Regions from separate parts of the Mus musculus genome. Here region 2 is linked to region 1. The links are chromatin loops, found by intact Hi-C in ENCODE. Cell type or tissue: heart. All regions are shown on one strand. Links, peaks and the distances in the headings refer to the core of each region. The heading gives the core; the rest is flanking DNA. Region 1 holds the start of Hat1 (histone aminotransferase 1). Region 2 overlaps Slc25a12 (solute carrier family 25 (mitochondrial carrier, Aralar), member 12).

What was found. Peaks named below come from ENCODE experiments on the same cell type or tissue, not always from the same donor. Only the 100,000 strongest peaks of a DNase experiment are listed, where the experiment ranks them.
Region 2: a loop joins it to region 1, with 1.9 times the contacts of the local background. A loop is called at or near these places in 4 of 42 quality-filtered maps.

What each region holds. Positions count from the first base shown.
Region 1 is chr2:71,383,746-71,395,421 of GRCm38, forward strand. It overlaps Hat1 (histone aminotransferase 1), which reads left to right and starts at 5,515. Exons shown (of 11, transcript NM_026115.4): 1 at 5,515-5,559; 2 at 6,158-6,253. The coding sequence starts at 5,553. In heart, for the core only: no CTCF peak of the experiment used is centred there; a DNase peak (open chromatin) is centred at 5,426; H3K4me3 peaks cover 1,806 bases; H3K27ac peaks cover 1,429 bases.
Region 2 is chr2:71,323,387-71,335,062 of GRCm38, forward strand. Slc25a12 (solute carrier family 25 (mitochondrial carrier, Aralar), member 12) reads right to left here. Exons shown (of 18, transcript NM_172436.4): 4 at 10,219-10,334; 5 at 590-729. Among named protein-coding and RNA genes, the nearest start is that of Slc25a12, 39 kb to the right of the region's middle. In heart, for the core only: no CTCF peak of the experiment used is centred there; a DNase peak (open chromatin) is centred at 4,505.

The DNA of each region.
Region 1 (11,676 bases), core at 1,263-9,262:
TTATGTATATAGTACAGTCATGACTGGTTAGCTAGTCTTATAGCAGGTATAGAAGGCTTTGCCAATTACTTATGGGTCCAAGGCTCTGGTCCTTGACATGGCCCTGTCTGTTTTGTCCAGCCAGCGGCTCACATGCCTAGGTTCTATGCTGGAAAGGCATCTTGGAAACCTGGAAGAGAAGGGCGGGGCTAGGCGGAGCGAAAGAGAGAGACGGAACCAAGACAACAGTCAGATCAAGGTTCGGATTTTACTATTTCTGACACTGGGTTAGGAAGCAGGGGAAGGGGCCCTTTCCGGCCAAATCATCTTGGAGTAAGGTTGCAGGTGACCACGTGATAGCTCCGGAACAGCTAGGTGGCTGGCAGAGGCAGTGGGAATCGTCAGCAAGCTCCGCCCCGATGCTCTCTAACACTGAAACCTGAGCAAACAGGCTGGTGAGGTTACACCTGTCCATGTCACTACACTACAGGATTTCATTTGTTCTTTACATATTTGCTCCAGACTTCCTTGGCTTTCCATACCAAAAGACAACATTGGGTTTTCTGTCCACCTAGGTTTGGAGATAGGGTCTCTCATTGGCCCAGATAGGCTAGGCTGATTGGCATTGAGTCCCAGGGAATCTGCCTTTCTGCCATCCCTGCTTTGGGATTACAGCTTGGCCTTTGTGGGTGTTGGTTCCATGGGATTGAACTCAAATCCTGATGCTTCCAATGCAAGCACTTTACTAACTGAGCTGTCACTCCAGTCTACACTCTCTTCTGACCGTATATTCTATATTCTATACTATAATATTTACAAATTCTGCCGGGCAGTGAGGCATGTCTTTAATCCCAGCACTTGGGAGGCAGAGGCAGGTGAATCTCTTTGAGTTTGAGGCCAGCCTCATCTACAGAGCTAGTTCTAGGACAGTCTTATTTTGATATAAAGCCTCCCTATCCACGTCTACACAGGGAAAACCAATCTTGAAAAACAAACAACAGTAACAACAAAATTCTTTCTACAGATTTCAAGGCAGGATGATGAATCTGACTGGTCTATATACACTCAACCCGTAGCAGATATATAGTTGCTAATTAATTCCTTACAGTGTAATATGGCCTTTTACTCTGAAGACAGAAGTGCCTTTGGGCTGGGGCAATTCTTGGGTATGTAAAAGTACTTGCCTGACAAGTTTAAGCATCTGAGTTCATATCCCTGGAATGTAGGGTGCAGAACCTATGATGCCTGTAATCTCAGTGTTCCTATGGTGAAATGGGAGGCAGAGATAACTAACCTGATGTACACAGTATGAATGAGAGTGTGAGGGAGAGAGACAAAGACAGAGTGGGGGACTCTATTCAAAATAAGGTAGAAAACAAGGGCTAGTACCCACAATTATCTTCTGATCATTACATGTGAGCCATGGCACATGCATGCCTACACACACACACACACACACACACACACACACAAACAAACACACACACTTACTTCACAAACACAATACATATACATACAAGAAGGAAATGCCTTTTTCAGATCTTTCATGCTAGATTTCATGCTATCTTGTTACCAGTTCCTAGGCACACAGCATGTCAATATTTATTTGATCTTTACAAATAACTCAGTTTTATGCCTGGGAAGGTGTTATTATCTCCGCATAGTAAAAAAGGCAAGGTCAACCATGAGACAGTAGTAGAACTGGACTCGTAGGGCATTGAACATTCCACATAGCTCTACTGTCTTAATCACACACGGCAGAACACCATAGCCATTTGTAAAACTCATTCTGCAGTTGTACCAATCACATTCTCAAATCCTCTTTAGTACAAGGTAATATATGAATACAATAAAAAGGGGAAACTCCGCTATAAAACAGGAAAATGCTTTTAAAATTTTGACTCCGCTATAAAACAGGAAAATGCTTTTAAAATTTTGATATATATATATATATGCATATATATACACACATGTATATATAAGAATATATATATATATATATATATATATATAGAGAGAGAGAGAGAGAGAGAGAGAGAGAGAGAGAGAGAGAGACAGGCTCTCTCTTGAAACTCCTGGCTATCCTGGAACTCACTCTGTAGACCAGGCTGGCCTCAGACTCACAAAGAGGCACTGCCTTGGGCTTGAGTGCTGGAATTAAAGGCATGTACCACTATGCCCAGCATGTTTGATTATTTTTATTATCACCTTCCTGAAAGAAGATGTTTTTTGTTTCTGAGATGAACTGCATCTAAGCACATATTCTGAGACATTTAGAAAGTATGGGTAAACAGTTCGACAATGAGGATCAGAACTGTAGTCTCGGCTCCTCAGTACTTCATACTAATTCTCGTCACCCTAGATCAAACAAGCTCATCGTACTTCTTACAAGAGTCATAATTGCTTAGCTACAGATAAAGACATCTGGAGAATGATAAGCCGGGGTTGGAGAGATGGCTCAGTGGTTAAGAGCACTGGCTGCTCTTCCAGAGGTCCTGAGTTCAATTCCCAGCAACCAGATGGTGGCTCACAACCATCTGTAAAGGGATCCGATGCCCTCTTCTGGTATGTCTGAAGACAGCAACAGCTATAGTGTACTAACATACATAAAATAAAAATAAATCTTAAAAAAAAAAGAAAATGATAAACCTTGCCATTTTGAACAAATATTTTTCCTTTCAATTTTTTAAAATTATATTTATTTGTGTTTTATTTATTGTGTATTTATTTGTGTGTGTGTGTGTGTGAGAGAGAGAGAGAGAGAGAGAGAGAGAGTGTGTGTGTGTGTGTGTGTGTGTATGTGTGTGTTTTACAGCACTTATAAAGAGGTCAGAGGACAACCTATAGGAGGATGAGTTCTCTCTTTCCACTATGTGGGGCCTGGGCATCAAATTCAGGTTGTCAGGCTGGGCAGCAGGTGCTTTCACCTTCTGACCCACCTCACTGGTCCTGTTTCCCTTTCTGATCAATCATTAGTAGCATTGACTTCATATTCCTATCTGAACACTATGACTGTAATCTTGTATGTAAGAGTTTAAAGAGCAGGGCCTCAGTGTTCTTGCTGCCTACTCTAATCTTAAAGGGCATTTCTAGATAGCTAACACATAAATACCAGGCCTGAGTATCTGGAGGACTGGGCTCATCAGGACACTGGAGTAAACTGAAGATGAGCTTGGCAACTTACCTTGGGCTGACTCCTTTCTCTTTTCCTCCCTCGCTTGCCAGCCCCACCACCTCTCTGTCTCTGTCTCTCTCCAGATCTCACATAGCCCAGCTGACCTCAAGCTTCAGTGGCCAAGAATAACCTGAATTCCTGCCTTCCCCCCCCCCCCCCCCGTGCGGGGCGGGGGGGGGGGTGTTATAGGTATGTGCTGTTGGTCCTTATCCTCTTCTTCCCTTTCGCCTTCCACCTCTTCTTTTGGCAGATTCTTCTCAATCACAGTTCAGGTTAACCTCAAACTGATGAGTTGATGTTCCTGCCTCAGACTCCCGGGTGCAATGAGCTTAGGCACAATCTATCACTTTAGCTATATATTTTTTTTATCTCTAATACTAGAGAGCATATTAATTCTAGACTATTTCACCACGTGTGATGGTTAGTTTTAACTGTCACCATGGCATAGAACAAAATACACACATATAAATGTTTATATACACACATACATGCATATATGTATTACATACTACATACATATATACACATATATACTATATAACACATACATATATGACCCACACAAACCTATATTAGTGTGAGCATGTTTGCTGGGGATTGCCTTGATCATCTTAATTGATGGGAGAAGACTCACTTTAAGTGTGAGCAGCACCTTCTGGTAATGGCCCAGGTAAAAGGCAGAAAGAAAGCTTTGCTAACTTGCCTCCTTAACCTTCATTCTCACTGGAGAGTTCATTGACCTTTTTGGTGTGTAAGGGTCCATGATTTGCTGAAGGATGTCACCCTGGACTCCAATAGTATGTAACCACAAAGAGTGTTGAATTCTGCAGAAGTCTAGCAAGCTGGGTCTCCCATGACCCAGGTAGAGAGACACCCAAGTGAGCTCAGAGGCCTGATTTAAAGCACATTAGGGAGTTCTGGGGTAGGTGACCTCTATGATAATCTGTTGGGTCCATCTCTACTGACATTCCATTGCCGGGGTAGAGAGGCTGTAAACTTGTTGGGGGAGGCCTGGAAACTGCTGCTGACCCATTGTCCTTGCCTCGGGCCAGACAGGTGGCCAGACAGGTGGCGGGCCGGCTTCGGAGGCCTGGACTTGCCTGGACTTGCCCAGGTCTTGGTAAGAGATTTAGGCCTAACCTCCTTAACTGCCAATTTGAAGCCTGTCATGGAGTCAGCCTAGCCTTCTCAAGCGCTGGTATTAGAACCTTGCTAGGCAGAGACCCAACAGTTCTCCAGGAGTCCCTCAGGTCTTCACAGGCAGATTGGGCTGAGGCTCCTAGCTTTGAGGACTGACCACCAGGTTTTCAGCATTTGCTGTGAGACAACCACTGTCTGGCCTCTCCAAGTGTACCACATAAGCCAAGGTGGTAAGTCATCTTTTAATATATGTTCATTCCATTGGTTCCTTCTTTTCTAGAGAGACCCGATATACCAAAGATCAACTTTCCATACGGCATGCATCATTTTAAAGCGTATCAGCAAATGTGTTGACACCAGGGAGTCTGGTATTTGAATACCATCGTAGAGGTAAATAGCAAATTATCCTCTGGGAGAAAAAAAAAAATCCAAAAGCAACTAAATAATAAGGCCCATGATTAAAAATGGGTAGTATCCTATGATTAGTTCAAGCCACTAGGACCTCATACAAGTCCAACTAAATCAAGCCACTTGAGGTAGTGTTAGTAACCACTTTTAGTGAGCTAAATGGTTGTCCAGAAAACTTAAGAGCAAAAGCAGGTATATTTCTAAATTTTACTTTTAATAGTTGTGCACGCTAGCATGTAATCAGAGCACAGCTTTCGGGAGTCTTCCATTTTGGGTCCCTGAGTTCTTTAATATGGCACTATTTTTCAATTTGGGAGCACAAAGAAAGTCTATAATGGGTTAGTGGCAGAGCCTTATGTCTACCATAAGTATGACTCTGAATTGGTCACCCAGCTCCAAAATACGAATAAAATTCAGAGGAACCTTTTAAAATGGGTTATGGCAAAGTTGAATCAAAAAGTTTAAAAACTTCGAAATGAAACCCCCACAGAAAAACTTGCGTTCGGGCCAAAAGATGGGAAGGACAATCGCCTTAAGCTGTTTGAGAATTCACATTAATTTCTAAGCAAGTCTCTAGTGGCCAGCAAGCCGCACAGGCTGGGACGCCGAAGACATGGGGTGAGGGCATCCTCACGTGCGGTGGCTAGGCAACCGCGGGCGCCTTCTCACGGTGCTAGCCCCGCCTCCTGAGGCACTTCCGCCGCCGCGCGCCTGGACCTTCTCCCTCTCATTGGTTCGTGGCTCGCCGAGGATGGGCGGGGGAAACGCGTAAGTCCTTGCGGTCACTTCCGGCCCGGGAGCGCGCGGGTTGATTTGTCCTTCCTCAGCTGCGGGCGCTCGGAGCTCGGAAATGGCGGGTAAGTTCCCGGGAAAAGTTTAGCAAGGGGAGGAGGCGGGTGCTTCTGGGGAAGAACGTTGAGGCGGCCGTGACAGTGGCCGCCTGGAACTTTCGGGCTCTAGCAGAGGTTCCAGAAGGCCTCTCCCTTCCGCGAGGCACTGAGGGTCGGGGACTGGCTCCCGGTGGGCCGCGCTCGGCGCCACCGCCCCCGGTGCTGACGCTCGGCGCCTCCCGTGGGCCTCCCGGGCCTTGAGCTCAGGCAAGGCGCTCAGTTTGGTCTGGTGGAGCGCGGTCTGCCTCGGAGCCTTTCACCCCCTCGTTCCCCTTTGCTCACTGTCGCCCTAATGTAACCCATTAGGTCCAGTTCCCGCCAGCTGATCCTCTCCAGGGCCCTGCCCACCTCCCTCCCAGCCAACTTCTGAGCGAGCGCGGTGCTGCTGCCCTGCCCTGGTTCAGGGCACACTCAGGGTCTCATAACCCTTCAGGATTCCTGAGATCATTGTTTTTTTAGATGTCCTTTGAGAAAGTCGTTTTTACACTGCCCAACTTGTCACTTAGAATGGAACTTCTGTGCTGTGTGTAGTAGAATCCTCTTGCTGTGCTTTATTCGTTTCTAGCCTTGGAGAAATTTCTGGTGGAGTATAAGAGTGCCGTGGAGAAGAAACTAGCAGAGTACAAGTGTAACACCAACACAGCAATCGAGCTGAAACTAGGTGCGTATTTCCTTTCAGAGGAGTTCTGTGTGTGCAGCCCTGTATTTAACAGAGCCTTTAAAATAGGAAACACAGCTTGAGGTTAAGACGATTACGTAACAGGTACTTTCTGCGTTGACTGGACATGGAGATTTTAGGCAGTTCTCTAAGTTCATGCGGTAGAAGGGGTAGGGGAAAGATAGTGATAAGAAAGTGAAAGATAGTGTGGCAGAAAGTATATGTGATCTCATCTTAAAAATTGCAAATACACCAGGCAGTGGTGCCGCATGCCTTTAATCCCAGCACTTGGGAGGCAGAGGCAGGCGGATTTCTGAGTTCGAGGCCAGCCTTGGTCTACAGAGTGAGTTCTAGGACAGCCAGAGCTATACAGAGAAACCCTGTCTCGGGGGAAAAAATTGCAAATGGGGGATGGAGAGATGGCTCAGCTGTTAAGATCATTGACTGTTTTTCCAGAGGTCCTGAGTTCAAATCCCAGCAACCACATGGTGGCTTACAACCATCTGTAATGAGATCTGATGCTCTCTTCTGGTGCTCGTACTTACATATAATCATTCAATCAATCAATCTTCAGGCCCCAGGGAGCAGGACTGGTAAGAGCACTGACTGTTCTTCCGGAGGTCTTGAGTTCAAATCCTAGAAACTACATGGTGACTCACAAACATCTATGATGAGATCGGATGCCCTCTTCTGGTGTGTCTGAAGACAGCTACAGTGTACTTAGATATAATAAATAAATCTTTTTAAAAAAAATTGCAAATATGATAATAACAGCTGTTGGTTAGGATGTGGAAATTCATGGGTTGCTGGTATTATATCTAAAATGATATAACAACTTTGGTTTGGAAAAAAAATTTAAATGTATTTTATGTTCATAAGTGCTTTCTCTATCTTCATGAATACCAGAAGAGGACATCAGATTCCCACCATGTGTTTGCTGGGAATTGAACTCAGGACCTCTGGAAGAGACCAGTGCTCTTTTTTTTTTTTTTTTAAAGATTTATTTATTTATTATATGTAAGTACACTGTAGCTGTCTTCAGACACTCCAGAAGAGGGCGTCAGATCTTGTTACAGATGGTTGTGAGTCACCATGTGGTTGCTGGGATTTGAACTCCGGACCTTCGGAAGAGCAGTCGGGTGCTCTTATCAACTGAGCCATCTCACCAGCCCTAGTTTAAAAAAAAAAACAAACATAAATTAGCTACGTGAGCCAGCCCTTTTATTAGGTGTCTGTTCAAGGGAAGTGAAGATGTTCATTTATACATGAATACTTAAAAGTGAGTTATTTACAATAGCCAAAAAGTGTAAACAACTCATAAAGCAGTTGGTAAACAGATAAAGTATGCCATAGTTATTCAGTGGAATATTGTCTGACAATAGAAGTTCTGATACCTGTCACACAATGTGGAGAAATCTGAAAAACATGCTAAGTAAAAGAAGGCAGGCAAAACCAGTATAGTGTGTCCATTTGTTTAAAATGTTCAGAAAGGACATCTGCAAAGACAGACGGTAGAGAATCATTACCCCAGGCTAAATGTAGGCTCCTGACTGTCCTGGAACTTACTCTGTAAACCAGGCTGGTCTTGTATTTCCCTTAGTGATGGACCTGAAATCATAAGCCATTTAAATCCTTGACAGAGTTGCTTTTAGTCAGTGTTTTATCACAGCGCCAGAAATGAAACTAGAACCAATGCAACTAATCCAGTGATTGTGACAAGAGGTCATAGTTTACTGAACCTTCACTCCACAGACTCCTAATCAAGATGGTATTTTCTGTACTTACATATGTTATTTTTCTAAAACTGGCATTCTGTTATATAATGTGCTTTCTCTGCAGCTTGAAAATGTGTGATGTATACATAACAGTTTGCACACATGCAGAAGCCAGTGGAGGATACCCGCTTTCTTTGTCATTCTCCACTGTTACTTCCATGACATGGGGTCTCTAGCAATTTCTGCGAGAATGGCAGGGCAGTGAACTCTGGAGAGCCACATATTTCTACTTGTGGTGTATACCTGTAATCCTAACACCTGGGACGTGGAGGCAGGAGGATCAGGAGTTGAAAGGCAACCACAGCTGCATAGAGGTCAAGGCAGATGAAGGGAATGTACTATTCTTTAGTGACATTGCCTCCCACAAAAGTACCCATACTACCACCATATTTTTGTTGTTATAACCTGTTTTTTTGTTTGTTCGTTTGTTTTTCTTAACATAATTTGTTGTTTGTTTCTTTTTTTTGAGATGGGGGTCTCTTGTAACTGAGGATGGCTTTAAATACCCCTTGACTTCCAAGTGCTGCAATTATAGGTGTCCACTACCATATCTGGCTCTTTTTCTTTTGATCTGTCTATGTTATCTGTGTATTAACTGTTCCCCTACATGTGTAAAGAGCATAGTGTATATCTACTATGGATTCCTTTTTTTAAACACTTTTTTTTAAAGATTTATTTATTTATATGAGTACACTGTAGCTGTCTTCAGATGCACCAGAAGAGGGCATCAGATCCCATTACAAATGGTTATGAGCCACCATGTGGTTGCTGGGAATTGAACTCGGGACCTCTGGAAGAACCGTTAGCACTCTTAACCACTCTCCAGCCATCTCTCCAGCCCAGACTTTTTTTTTTTTTTGAGATGGGATTGCATTGTGAAACTCTGGCTTATCTCAGCCCTTAGGCTTAAGTGAACCCTCAACCTCGGATTCCCAGACAAAAGCATTTGGTCATTACCATTTTTACGTGTGTGTGTGGTTAGATCTCCAGGACTTTCTTGTAAAACAAACTCTGTGTAGTGGTTTGGATATGTATGACCCCTATAGACTTTTTGTTTGAATGGTTGGCCCTTAGGGAGTAGAACTGTTAGGAGGTGTGGTCTTGTTAGAGTAGGTGTGGCCTTGTTGGAGAAGTACATCACTGTGGAGGTGGGCTTTGAGGTCTCTTGTACTCACAAGCTATATGCCCAGTGTAGCAGTCTTCTGCTGCTTGCTGATCAAGATATAGAGCACTCAGCTCCATCTCCAGCACTGTGTCTGCCTGCATACTACCATATTTCCTGCCATGATGCTGATTGAGAGTAACAAGTCTATGGGGGCCAGACTGTAATTGGCCCCTGTCCATAATGTGTAGCAATATGAGGAGGTGTGTCACTGTGGGGGTGGGCTTCTATGCTCAAGCTATGTGCAGTCTGTCTCCTTCCATGCTTCCTGCCATGATTCTAATGGACTAAACTGTAACTATAAGCCAGCCCCAATTAAAGGTTTTCCTTTATAAGAGTTGCTGTGGTCATGGTGTCTCTTCATAGCAATAAAACCCAAACTAAGACACTGTGCCTATTAAATATCTATTTCTCCCAGACTCTAGCCACTACCATTTTATTTTCTGTTTCTAGAATTTGTCTGAGATAACATCATAAAAGTGTAATCATACAGTATTTGACTATTTTTAATTTAACATGCTACCAAGTTTCATTCACATTGTAGTATATGACATAATTCCTTTAAAGATGAATTAATAGCATTCATCTTTGTGTGTCTGTGTGTCCATCCATCCTTTGTCTAGTCAGTCTGTTGATAGACTTTGGGCTGCTTCCAACTTTAAGCTATTGTGAATGAATATAGTTGTGTGAATATCTTCTTTGCAAAAATCTAGCTTTGAATTTTGGTTATTTACGCCGAGGTGGAATTGTTGGTTCATTATAGTTTAGGGAATGTGTGAGGGGTTGGAAGTTATTGAACTTTAGCTTTATGCATGCTCACCAAATGCTGCTGAGCTACCCAAAAGTTCTGATCCTTGTGTCTCCATCTTCAGTGTGCTGGAATTATAGGTGATTACCATCCCATCTCAGTTATATGGTGCTGCAGATCAAACATGTGGCTCTCATGCAGGCTAGGCAAGCATCCTACCAGCTGAGTTACATGTCCAGACATACCTATTTGTAATTTTAAAAGGAACTGTCAACAGTTTCTATAGCTACTTTTTTATACCCATTTTTCATTCCTACAAATAAGGCACAAAATTTCAATTTCTCCATATCCTTGTCAGCATTTATTTTGATTTCTCTCTCTTTTTTTTTTTTTTTTTTTTTTTTGCTATCTTTTTATTTACAGTAGAAGAATGTGAGGGGAGGTTTAAGCGTATGTGGCATGCACATGCGTATGTTCAGATGGAGGATGGTTTTTGAATGTTTTACCTTATTCCTTTGAGACAGGATCTCTCCCTATGCATGGAGCTCTATTTTTTCTACTAGACTGACTGCCAGTCTAGTGGTCTTCCTGTGGAGAGCTCCATTCCCTACAGCTCTGAGATTATGAGTACATGCAAAACCTCACCTGGTTTGTTTTGAGGGATCTGGAATCTGAATCCAGGTCCTCATAGTCTTGGAATTAACATTTTCCCAAGAGCCCTAGACTCTTTCAGTGAATACTACTTAGAGGCCAAGGTTTGGGTGCTAGATAAGCTCATTCTGTTTGTTGCTCTGACATAGTGACTGTGTGTCATAGCCCGCAAAGCTTTGTTGTATTCCCTGGGGGCCTTATCCTCTGAAAGCTCATTGCTGCTGTAGACTGCTTTACTCATATTAGCTTTACCTATTTTACAACTTTAAAATGTTCATCCTTGAGTGCTGGGGGTTGAACCTAGGGTCTCCACAAGCTAACTATATGCTTTACCACTAAAATATTGTCCAGTCCTATTGCTAGAACTTTATTTGAATAGAAGTGAGGTCAGATGTGGTGGCACACTTTGGAGGCAGAGGGCTACATAATGTCTCAAAAATAAACAAGTAGAGGTTGTTATTGCTGTTTATGTAATTCACTATAGTGGTAGATTTGTTTGTTTCTTCATTTTCTTTCTTTTAAGATTTCTGTATTTTATGGTATGAGTGTTTTGCCTACATATATGTGCATTCCATGTATGTCTGGTGCCCTTGGTGGTCAGGAGAGTCAGACTGCCTGAAATAAATGGTTGTGAGCTACCATGTGGGTGCTGGGAACTGAACCTAGATCCTCTGCATGAGCAGCGCATGTTCTTAGCTACCGAGTCATTTCTCCAGCCTTATGTTAATTTTTTAATAATTTGCATTTATTATCGAGCTAAATACTCTAGTCTAGACGTTAAAGATTTGTGTCTTTTTTTTTAAATTGACTTTTAAAATTTATTTTGTTTTTAGGATGGGTTTTATTCATCGTAGGCTGGCCTCAGACTTGCTATGTAATAGCTCGGGATGACCCTGATCTTTCTCCACCTCTTGAGTGTTGGCATTATAGCATGTCAGTTTCTGTGGTACTAGGACTCAAACCTTGGGCCTCACGCATCTTAGGCAAGCAGTCTACTAACTGAGCAATGTCCCCATCCACAAATTTATAACTCTTTGTTATAAAGTACTTTACCTCTCTTTCCAGTAATAAAAACATCTCTTCATCTCTG
Region 2 (11,676 bases), core at 1,142-9,141, 60 kb before region 1:
AGGACAGCCAGGGCTACACAGAGAAACTCTATCTCAGAAAAGGAAAAGAAAAACAAAACAAAAACCCACTAATGCAGTGTGAATACTATGTAAATGAATTATACTTTATTGTTCAAGGAATTATGACAAGAAAAAAAGTTTCTACATGTTCAACGTAGATGCAACTTTTTTTCTAAGTATTTTCTATCTGTAGTTTCTTGGTTCCATAGATGCAAAGCCCATAGGTATGGAGGGCTTTGTATCTATGAAATTACAGTCAATCCTATGACTATTGATCTAAATAAACTTGTGACATAATTATAGAAAGGTTGAAGGTGGAAAATATCCGAGACTGTGCTTGGCCGTGAGAGGCAAAAGAACTCCGAATCTCACGTAGTTAGAACTCAACCAACATTTTTCTTTAAGCAGAAAAATTAAGAAGGGATAATATAAGCTGACTACTTACATGAATGCACGTACAGGCTGAAAGAAAATGGCTGCATGAGTTTAAAGAGCTTGCTTCCATGAGAGGGGAATGAAGAATGGGGGTGAGATGGGGACTTCCTCCATCTCTGTACTAGACAATGCCAGTGCCCAGAAGGGCGCCTACCTGGAGGAACTGAGTGAATTCCACATAGTTCAGGTGCTTCTTGCGGTTGTGCCCAAAGTGCAGCCGGATGAACTCGCAGTCCCAGTTAAAAGGGATGTGGTGATGGATAATAGTCTGCCCAAAAATCTCCTTGACATTTTCTTAAAAGGGAAAAGAAAACCGAATCAGTCCTGCTGATCAATGAATCATCCAATCCACTGCAATGCTCCTACAGAGGAGACTTGAGAAACGTTTAAAAAGTCAAGACCGGCTGCTTCTACCAAGAGGAACTGCAAATCTCTTTGTGCCCAGAAACCCATGCAGGAGCACAACTGATACAAAGTATAATTTTTCACTTAAGATTGTATACTGCTACATATAAGGCCATGAGATTCTTAATTTCTCTTGATTTAATTTTAATTAGGAAGCGATTTCTATCTTGCAATATAAATAGCTGCTACTTTACATTCCAGCATAAAATCAATAGTGTTTCCCTGGTTCCTCAAGGAGTCGAATTAAGCCTTTTATCAGAAGCGTGAATACCTAAATTACAGTATAATGCAATATTTGTCATACTAAGTATGGTTTGATTGAGGCATGATTATTACATTCACACTAGCCTGAATATGACTATTGAAGATAGCTATAAGAAATACTACCAACAGCGTATCATTAGCTCGGCAGTAAAGCACCTTATTAAAAGCTGATAGTGTCAAAAATAGGGTCTTGCCACAAAGCCTTGAAATCCCCCTAAAATCCATGATTATTAGTCTGAACTATTAAAAATGTTTTAAGATAAGTGAAATTAGTGATCCACTTGTCAATGAAGAACCATCCACGGCATGCTAACTTCTCATTAGGTACCAGTCACGCTGTAAGATACAACCAGAACTCCGTTGCTTGTCTTCATGCACCAGCGAGATCATTCACTTTCTTACAGTTTTCTTATTATGAAAATTGGTTCACAAATGACTGGTACTTTAACAAGCATAGACTGGGTAGTCTAATTTAGAAGCTCATGCCCCCCCCCCCAAATCACTAGCAAAGTTAAGAAAGCAGGAGCCTTTTTAGTAATGTTTTAACTAAATTATTTTCCAATTTAAGCCAATTTTATTAGTGTAAGAGTTTTACCATCAATAGCTATCAATTATCCTAGAGAATTAGTAAACATAGGCTTGATGTTTTACAATTGCCTCTAACTATGTTGTTTTCTCTGATTTTGACAGTCTTTGAATACAACGCTAGTCTCAGAACTGGCAATGGAGTAATGGATTCTCTTTGTTTTATGTACCTCTTTTTCTTAATGAAAATGCTGCATTTGGGCGGAACTACTCCTAATGTCACTGGGGAGACGGGATTCTCATCTTCTCTCTCAATGGATGCAAGATTTCTTAGCTAAGTAGCAACAAGATCTCAGAGTTTTCAACCTTTGTCAAGTATATTCATCTTAAATAAACATAAGCTAAACATTGCATGGGGTTTCTATTCTGAAAAGACTTCAATATCGATTCATGAGATTCTGGTTCAAACCAAGACAAAAGACCATCCTTGAAGCTGGGGTCTGGGAATGTAGCCTGTGTAGAATGCTTGCCTGTCATATACGAGATCATGGATCTAATCCCCATCATCCTCTACTCAAGAGGGATGAAGGGGGATGTAAATAAAGTTTCAGGTTGTAAATATATTAAAGCTTATAAATTAATTAAAATAGTAAGTATTGTAAAAAGTTTAGAATATGGGGTGCTAATATGAATATTTTTAGGAGCCATCTAATATAATTAATTAATTAATATGAATATTTTTAGGAGCCATCTAATATAATTAATCACTCTATTCTCAAAAGAACCTAAGTTTGCTTATTTTGGAAGTCAAACCAACCAGACATGGTAATGCTGGCCTTTAATCCCAGCATTTGGGTGGCAGAGGCAGGAGGATCTCTGTCAACTGACGGTCAGCCTGGTTTACATAAAGAGTGCCAAGTCAGCCAGAGCTACAAGGTGTGACCATGTCCCAAATACAAAACAAGTCTAACAAAAAGGTACTTAAAAGATTAAAAAATGCAATGAAATGCAGAATAAGAATAAGTCATTGCAAATATGAAGTTATGCTAAGGTGGCTAAAGAAAGGAAGCTATTTCACAGTAGCTTTTAGTTTTAAAAGTTGTAACTCAGAACGTTCAATTATTTAATATGCAATGTATCTACTGCTGCATAGCAGGTCTGAGTTTACTTAGCATGATGCTATCTCTAAAACAAAAGGAGAAGAAAGCTATCTGCATGATTTTATGTAACAGCAGTTAAAACTGGATCCCTTTTATATGTTTTGAAAATATTAGATTCTGGGCTGGAGAGATGGCTCAGTGGTTAAGAGCACTGACTGCTCTTCCAGAGGTCCTGAGTTCAATTCCCAGCAACCACATGGTGGCTCACAACCATCTGTAATGGGATCCGATGCCCTCTTCTGGTGGGTCTGAAGACAGTGACGGTGTACTCATATATAATAAATAAATAAATCTTTTTAAAAAAGAAAGAAACTATCAGAATCTTAAGTGCAAAACAGCCTCAAAGACTCAGAACCCTTCAAACAAACAAAATTCAATGGCTTCAACTTTTTTTTCTGACATTACCAAAAGGATATTTACTAAATTGTATTTGTTTATTTGTTTATTTATCTGTGTATTTATTTGTGGTATTGGGTATTGAACCTAGGGCCTTGAGCATGCTAGGTAAGCTTCCTGCTACTGCTGTCTGCTTTATGCTACCTGTAGCACTGCCCCCCCCCCCCCCACCTTCTTTTTTGAGACAGGGTCTGGGTTGCCTAGGCTGGGCCTGAACTTACTTTGAAGCCCAAGAAGGCTTCGAATTTACAATCCTCCTGCCTCAGCTGCCAAGTACCTGAGATTATAGGCTGACACTATCCGGCCTAGCATAATTTTGTTTGGCTTGGTTTTGTTATTTGAAATAGGGCCTCATACTGTCTGTCACCCAGTATGGCCTTGAACTCTTGGCAATCCTCCTCCTTCACAGCCTCATGGCCGGGATTACAGGCATGAGCTACCATACTAGGCTCACAAACTAGACTTATAATGCATATTTGAAAACAATCCTTATAGATAAAAACACCTCATTAAAGTGGGCTAACAATCAACCCTATGCCCCGCCAATGCTAAGCAAGCACTCCATCACGGAGCTGAACGAGCCCTGTAATAAAAACTTAAATGGGAAGTTCTTTCTTACTAACTTCCTAGCTGTCTCAGAACTTAGACGCTGTTCGAGCCATTAAGATAATGATCTAAATTAGTCATAGCAGGCTCTCAAATACAGAAGTAGCATTTTTCTCAAATTGTACTCGGACATTTTCTACTTCTCCCCAAATGTTCCCCCTGACAGCTCTGTGTATGGTTTCATGGTGACGTCATCCCCGTTGAGTAACCACTCCATCACACTTTCAGTCCTTTTTTTTTTTTTTGTAACACCCCAGGCTCAACTAAAGTGACTAGGGCTAATAAGACTGTGAACCTATCCAGCACCTCGTGAAATGTCATCTCCAATCTGTCCCTATTCTATTACTGTCGCCTGAAGCTGGCTCAGGAATGTCACAGAGACGATTTAGTGAACTACTGGAGACTTAATTTATAGTAGCCACTATTCTGCCCCTGGGATGTGTTAACAAAAACCAACGATGTAAAAGTCCTAGAACCAAGAAGCGTATTCCTGCACGAGGCAATGGCTCCATCAGCTGCTGCCCTTATCTTCCTGAGTCTTGCATGACCTGAGAGGGGAGACCACCATGAACCCTGAGCATCCCTGATCCATCTCTCTGTGTATCAAGTTTCCCACCCCAAGAAAATCCCATCTTCCAGTGGCACACAAGGATCTTTAGCCCTAAACAGCACTCTGTATTAGTACTATTTCTGAGGCCACAGTTCTGGCCCGGCGTGACTAGCACATCTTGGCAGCAAGATCATGACCCAGGAGGCTACACTAGGTTGGCACTACTGGAAGAAACAGGAAGTCCATTCATGTTTCTGACAGAGGAAAAACAATAGACCATTTTTTCACTTCCTGCAGAGAACATGGGCTTAGGGAAAAATGAGCTTTATAATTCCTTTGAAGGGGGAATTGGGGCCAGATAACAAAAGTAGCTTGCCATTATGTTCTCTTTGCTCAAAAGGAGAGGAGCGCGTGATTTGTCTGGAGAGCAGGTAAAGGTGAGAATGTGATAACGTAAAAATGCTTCCCCCCCCCCCCGAAAAAAAAAAAGTCTATTAGTCAGTTTAGCTGTACCAGTCACTTATGAAGACTGGACTAGGTGAAATACACATTGAAGCATATTATGTAAATATGTCTTAACAGAGGTTTCTGATTCCCCGGCAACCCCCACTGTGTCTCCCCATCTCATGCCCCCCCTTATCCCTCCCCTGGTTCTTAGGGACGCTTCCTGCAAGGTCTTCAGCACCTTTCTGCAGTACAAAATTACCTCTGACCGGGGCTGGCACTCTTCTCCAAGCCTGCCACCGTGCCCGCTCCGTGACTGAGCCTTGAAGGAGCTGCTGTACCAACGCTGTGGCCAGAGAACTCCTCCTGTAGGTATACAAGCCATCAGCCCCGTGACACAGCCCGCCTACCATCAGCCCAGCTTGACATCTGACTTCAAGGATTCCAGCAGGAGCCGCTGCTTCCAACTTAAAGGCTTGAGACGGAGCAGTCTTTATTGCCAAGGGAATTTTTTTTTTTCCTCAAACAGCTTGGTTTCACCTGCATAGTTCTTAGGGTGAAGTCAAGAATGGCCCTTTGGATACCTGGGGTAAGTGGTGACTATCCTTACAGTGTACAACGGAAAAGACAGGACAGTGACACGTGTGGATGTGCTTTTCAGTGCAGGAGAAATTGGGAGGAAAGAGGAGGAACAACTAGGAGCCCAGAAAAGAAAACAAACAGCAACAATGTAACAACAGAAAAGATCAACACCGGGAAGTGGTGGAGGAAGTCCCGACCAACCGGCCTCAGCATGCAGACTCCCTCAGCTTCCGCCTCTACTTCCCCTCTACTTCCAGGAAGGAATTAGTATCCTAGGTGAACTCCCCAGGCACTCTGTAGGGGAAGTGTTAACCCTTTACCTACCTCCAGAAGGGATTACTGTGTGATCAGTCAAATAGAGGAGTCCTGCTGCCAAATATACATAAAGGTTCATTTCTCAGGAAAGATGAGTTCATAGTTAAAGAACATCACAGAAGCTACAAGCCCTAACAGTCTACTATCACGTGGCATAACACCCTGCCAATACTCCCCTTTAATGTCAAACTCTAAGCTACTTTAGTAGCCTTGTGTATTTTATTCAAAATGGTCCTTTATGATGCCGGAAAGCAATACAAAGCATCTTAAATTTTCTTCCTGATTTAATCAAATACCCGTGTGCCTCTATTGCACACCAAATGATCATAGTCTATGGCCACTAGACTCTCACACTATCCACGTCTATAGTTATTCTCCACAGAGAAAAGGCACATGTACTACCATGTCCTGACACTTGGAATAACAACTGTTGTTATGGCTTCCCCTTAGAAGGGAGTCCACTTAAAAGGCAAGTGCAGAATACATTTTTTACTTGCTGTACCCTGTACAACCTGGACAACACAGTACTGTATCAAAGGCATTCCTGATTTAGAAGGCTTGTGCAGTATGGGTGTGTCCTTGGGAAAGCTCAGGGGGACCAGTTTCCGGTCCTAGGAAATCCATTGGAGTGCAATGTGCACAAGAGTTTAATAGAAATTCTAGAGCAGATAGCATGTTTTATATATGTTTATTAGTAAACAAGTAAGAGTTTCTTCTGATTATGTTCATTGATTTTAGAATCCAATCTGTGTTAGAGCAATAAATACCTTCTTTAAAAGTTTTTAAGATCAATGCAAGGCAACATATGACAGCAGGATGCAGTATTACCACTTGACAGGGATCAGGTTACCGCTACCTAATTCTACCCAGCAGGATACCAGGACACTAGTGGGTAACAGTGAGACACGGCACATGGACACTGTATCCAGCACATGCAACGGGCTCCACAAGGCTCAGGCCATCTGGCAGTAACAGAGATACAAGCCATTAAGTAATTACCCACAGCATGCATTAAAAGTTTATTAAAGATTATCAAAGAAAAAATATTAACTAAATCTTTATTTATTTATTTATTTATTTATTTATTTAAAAACGAAAGAAAAAAAAAAACAGAACTCCAGAATCCTTTCCTGAGCTTTCATTCTGAAATGTAAGTCCTCTCTGCAGAATGGAGGCCTGTCTGACAACAGCAACAAAAACGCCTTGTCTGGCACCCAAATCAAGGTTTGATGCTGTTATGTATATAAATATAAATAGTTGCTATGATGCTACAGCTTAAATATACAGCTTGATGTGCATAAAAAGCACATCTAAAACAAAAGGATGCAAAAAGAATGAACAAACACATAGATAACACCAACACTGTTGTCAAGAGTCCAAAGACCACAGCAACAGCAACGTGTGACTGGCCTGCACTCCGTTGCAGTTTGCATCCAATATGGCTCCTTACTTTCCCTCGTGTGCACAGAGAAAACTGTACCTTAAACAGCTCCAACTAGGAAATGCAAGGCCATTGGGTGCAAAGGGTTTAACTCTAGTTAAAGTGAATACCAAATTTCTTTTCCCTAAACATGTGTCTCAAAATATATAAGAATGATTCATTTTATTAAACGGATACAAACTGACCTTCATCACAGACCCACAAATCCTATAAAAAATACACTTCAAGTTGATTATTTCTTTACACAGAAAAGCTGGAGACTTGGGATAATCTTATTACATGGCATTGGCTGAACACAACAATTTTGATGCTTGTTTTCTCAAAGATGTAAATCAGATTCTTATCACTGCGTTCAGATTGGTTGAGAAAGCTGGCCTAAGGCGGGGCTTGATCTCAGTGGCAGAAAGCTTATCTAGAAGTCATGAGACCCTGGGTTCAACTCCCAGAATCCAGAATCACACACAAACACACAAAGAAAAAGAAAAAGAAGGAAAAGAAAAAAAAAGAGAGAGAGAGAAATATTATCTAAAAGTGGATCCTCAAAACTAGGGGTAGACAGGAAGAGGAAATGATTAAAGTCCTATAAATGAGATCAAGGGAGAGAGAAAGGAGAAATGGGGGGAAGAGGGAACCAGAAGTCACAGGGCAAAGACCCTGGAACTTCTAGTTATTCCACAATAATCATTTTCTTTTTTAAGATTTATTTATTTATTATATGTAAGTACACTGTAGCTGTCTTCAGACACTCCAGAAGAGGGCATCAGATTACATTACGGATGGTTGTGAGCTACCATGTGGTTGCTGGGATTTGAACTCGGCACCTTTAGAAGAGCAGTCGGTGCTCTTAACTACTGAGCCATCTCGCCAGCCCCTCCACAATAATCTTATCTTCATATAATGGACAGAAAAAAAGAAAGTAAGTCTCTGAGGCAGGGGGTTCATATGTCCTTCAGATTATGGTAGGTGCTACTAAAAGTTCAAACTATTTTTTCATCCTGACTATATTTCTTAAAACCCTAACTTATAAATCATAATTTAAGGGGGAAAACAAACAAAAGAGCCCTAAAATAATAAGGGTAGGCTGTGCTAGCCATGAGCTTTTATCTCCATGAAGTAAGGTGTGTGCCAGCTGCTCAGCTGCTTTCCATGTTCATTTCATCTCCTAATCAATAGTGACAGGAATCTGTTGATGGTCTGTTGAATGAAGTGTCTTTGGTGACACTTAAAAGGCACATACACGAATTGGGGAAAGCAACCAAATGGAGGGAGGGACACAACGCTAAGGCGGCTGACAACATAAATTAGAAATTGATTTTGAGAAACCTAATTCTTGTTTTTTTCGTTTCTTGAGACAGGGTTTCTCTGTGTAGCCTTGGCCATCCAGTCCTGAAACTGAAGACCAAGTGGACCTCGAATTCATGGAGATCCACCTGCCTCTGCTGGGGTTAAAGGAGTGTGCTACCACCACCTGGCTGAGGAACCTAACTCTTGATGTTGATGTGCACATGACGTAAGCTCGGGGACACTGCCATTAACTCAAATTCTCCTGTCCAGTTCCCCAACATCACTGTGCCACGTTTGCAAGAGAGCTGTGTGTGCACGTGTGCTACCTACTGCAAGGAGACCGCTCAGCACTATCACTCACTCGGAGTTAGAGACCCTGTGCTTTCTCTATAGTTCTGGGTGTATTTGTACCAAGTCAACATTCTTCAGGAAGCAAAATGGCCAGAGCTTGCTGCAAAGCAGGGAGGATGCCCAGCTATATGCCAAAATGTAAAGACCTCTGCAGGGTATTTTTAGGGGAAAGTGTTCTTCACAGAGAAGGGTTGAGCCAATGAAGAGAAAGGGGAATGCCAAAGTAGACAATGTGCCCACCAAATCACAGGCAAGATGCAACTGGTCCTTCTGACAGACCTATATGTTCTCAGTTCTGACAATTATGGTGAAGTTGCTTCCTTTATGGTTTTCGTTTTGTTTTTTTAGGACAAGGTTTCTCTATGTAGCCCTGGCTGTCCTGGAACTAGACCAGGCTGGCCTCGAACTCTCAGAGCTCTACCTGCCTCCTATATGTAAATGAGTGACACTTCTATTATAATTAACGAATCAGAGAGAATGAACAGTGCTGTGGTTTAGAGAAAGCCTGAATGTCAAGGTTTTCTTTACAAATATTTGTGCCAATTCACACCATAAAAGGGGGTCAACTTTACTCATGGAGGATGAGAAGTTCTGGGAAAGTAAACCTCGAAGTTTGGCTGAGCTGACTATTTGAAAATTACAAGGATGTAAAGTTTTATGTTATTTGTTTTTATTCATTATAAAAACTGCTTTCAATTTTTAAAAGAAAGAGAACAGGCAGAAAAGAGGGCTCTAAGTCTTTGAAAACACTACATTGTTTTTTTACTGGAATGCTGCTAAAGAAAAGATTAACCAACACTTTTATTAAGATAAACTAATTTCTACCAATGATCGTCTTTAAAGATGAATGATAGCTGAAGAAATAAAGGGAAAGAAAGGAACGGAAAATTCTAGTTTGTATACTCGGGAGAGACAAGTCTCCTACAGAAGACTTTAAGTCAATTTTTGCATCCACCTCGGAAGACCATTCTATTCTCTAGGCTTTGTTCCCTAAAACCAAGGCTCTAAAGGGGACATTGGGGAAACTCCACCATCCCTGCCTCCCAGTGGATAGAAAACAGCAGAGTAGCAATATTCCCAAGGTACCATGGAGAAACTCCAAACTCCCTATTCAAAGCTAAAGTAAAACAAAGCCCTTTAGAATGAAGGGACAAGCTTGCTGGGTGTGCTTTTGCTTCACGTGGGCTTCAATGAAAAGCACTCAGTCCACTCCTTAGCACATCCAAGTCTGAGTGCTTGAAAGAGCTGGAGCAACATCACCAATAAATTCACTCCCCTAACACGCTGAAGAATGTGACACCACTTTTACTTGTATAAACCACTTTTGGAAATTCCTACTTCACTCACTGAGTAGGTCCTAAACAAACAACATACACTCAGTAACTGTATCTGGGAGTGAAGAACTGGACCAGCACTGGGAACTTTACTTATTACTTATAATCTTTTTTGTTTCCCCTTACCAAATGTCACCTCTCCATTTCCGCTCTTGTCAAACAGTTGGAAAGCCACTATGAACATGGAATCTGGAGCACATAGAACAGATTCAAATGCCAAAAACTCTTGATAGGAGATCAACCTGGAACGAAATATAAAATGTTACCGGGGCTGGAGGGATGATGGCTATTAACATGCACTGCTCACTGGGGGGCCCAGATTTGGTTCCCAGTACCTACATCAATCACTCAATTACCTGTAGATCCGATGGACACACATACACACACACATACACACTCTCTCACACACACACAAATAAAGTAAACTTTTTAAAAGTTACAGGCTAGTAGAGGACTGGAAAATACTGGATGTTGTTATGAAGCAGAGTTGGAGTTTAATAAAGATATTTTAATATAAGTTAAAGCAAGAGGGTTAAAGAGGCCCCAGGCAAAAGTCACATACACCTGACAGACAGTATGGACAGGTGCTTCTCACAGAAGGTCCAAATCCTACCCTGTGGTGGATGGGCCGCAGCTGTTCTTGTAAACCAATTACCTAAAGAATAAAGGAGCCAATCACTGGGCCAAGTAGGTAGGGCTTCCGGGTTGGAGAGAGGAAGAGAGGAAGCAAGAGGGAGGGAGGGCCTTTTTGGAAGAGGATAACTTGTAGCTGCTAGGGTTTCCGGTATCTTGGCAGATCCGCAAGGATTCTCCATCCGAGGAATCAGATTTTAATAAGGCTTACAAGATTAGGTTTTAGTTGTTGTGCCCAGAGATTGAGTTACCGTTGTTTCTGAACTAAGTTTGTGTTGCGTTTTCCTTCACGCAGCAGCTCGTCTGGGTTCAAAAGATACAGTGGCAAAGCGTGGGTTTGCCAGATGTGCGCCACAAAGGCCGTGGGGGATTTGAAGCACGCGGTTGACGTGGTACCAACCCACCAGTGAGAACCTAGCGAATTGGGCAGAAAGACTGAGGAGTTCTGAGTCAGAGTCTCCACAAGATAAAAACAGGCGCAAATGCGGGACCTGCTGGGTTTTTTTTTTTTTTTTTTTTTTCCAATGTTTCCCCCAACATTACCCTGGGTCCCGGCTCCTCCAGGAAGAATCATTCATTAATGCCAAGCATTTACTATGTGTTACTATATGGACTATAGCTCAGGCTAATCGGGTGACCGATGAAGGGAAGATGTCTTTATGGAAAGGCAGGAATAGTACATTTTTTTGTAAGCCCTTAACAAAGTAACGAACATGAGCATTAGTCAATAGCTCCTAACACCAGAAGCAGGCCAAAAATAAGCCTACATTTAATCAATAGGCTCTCGACCCCAGACTGCTGACATTTTAATCTGGATAATCTTTCATTATTGGGTCTTCTATGATTTGTAGCAATAGTGAGCAGTAGCCTCAGGTCTGAGCAGGAGATGTCAATTTCATTTCTCAGTTGTGAGCAATGAAAATGTCTTTAGATACTGTCGAAGATGTCCCA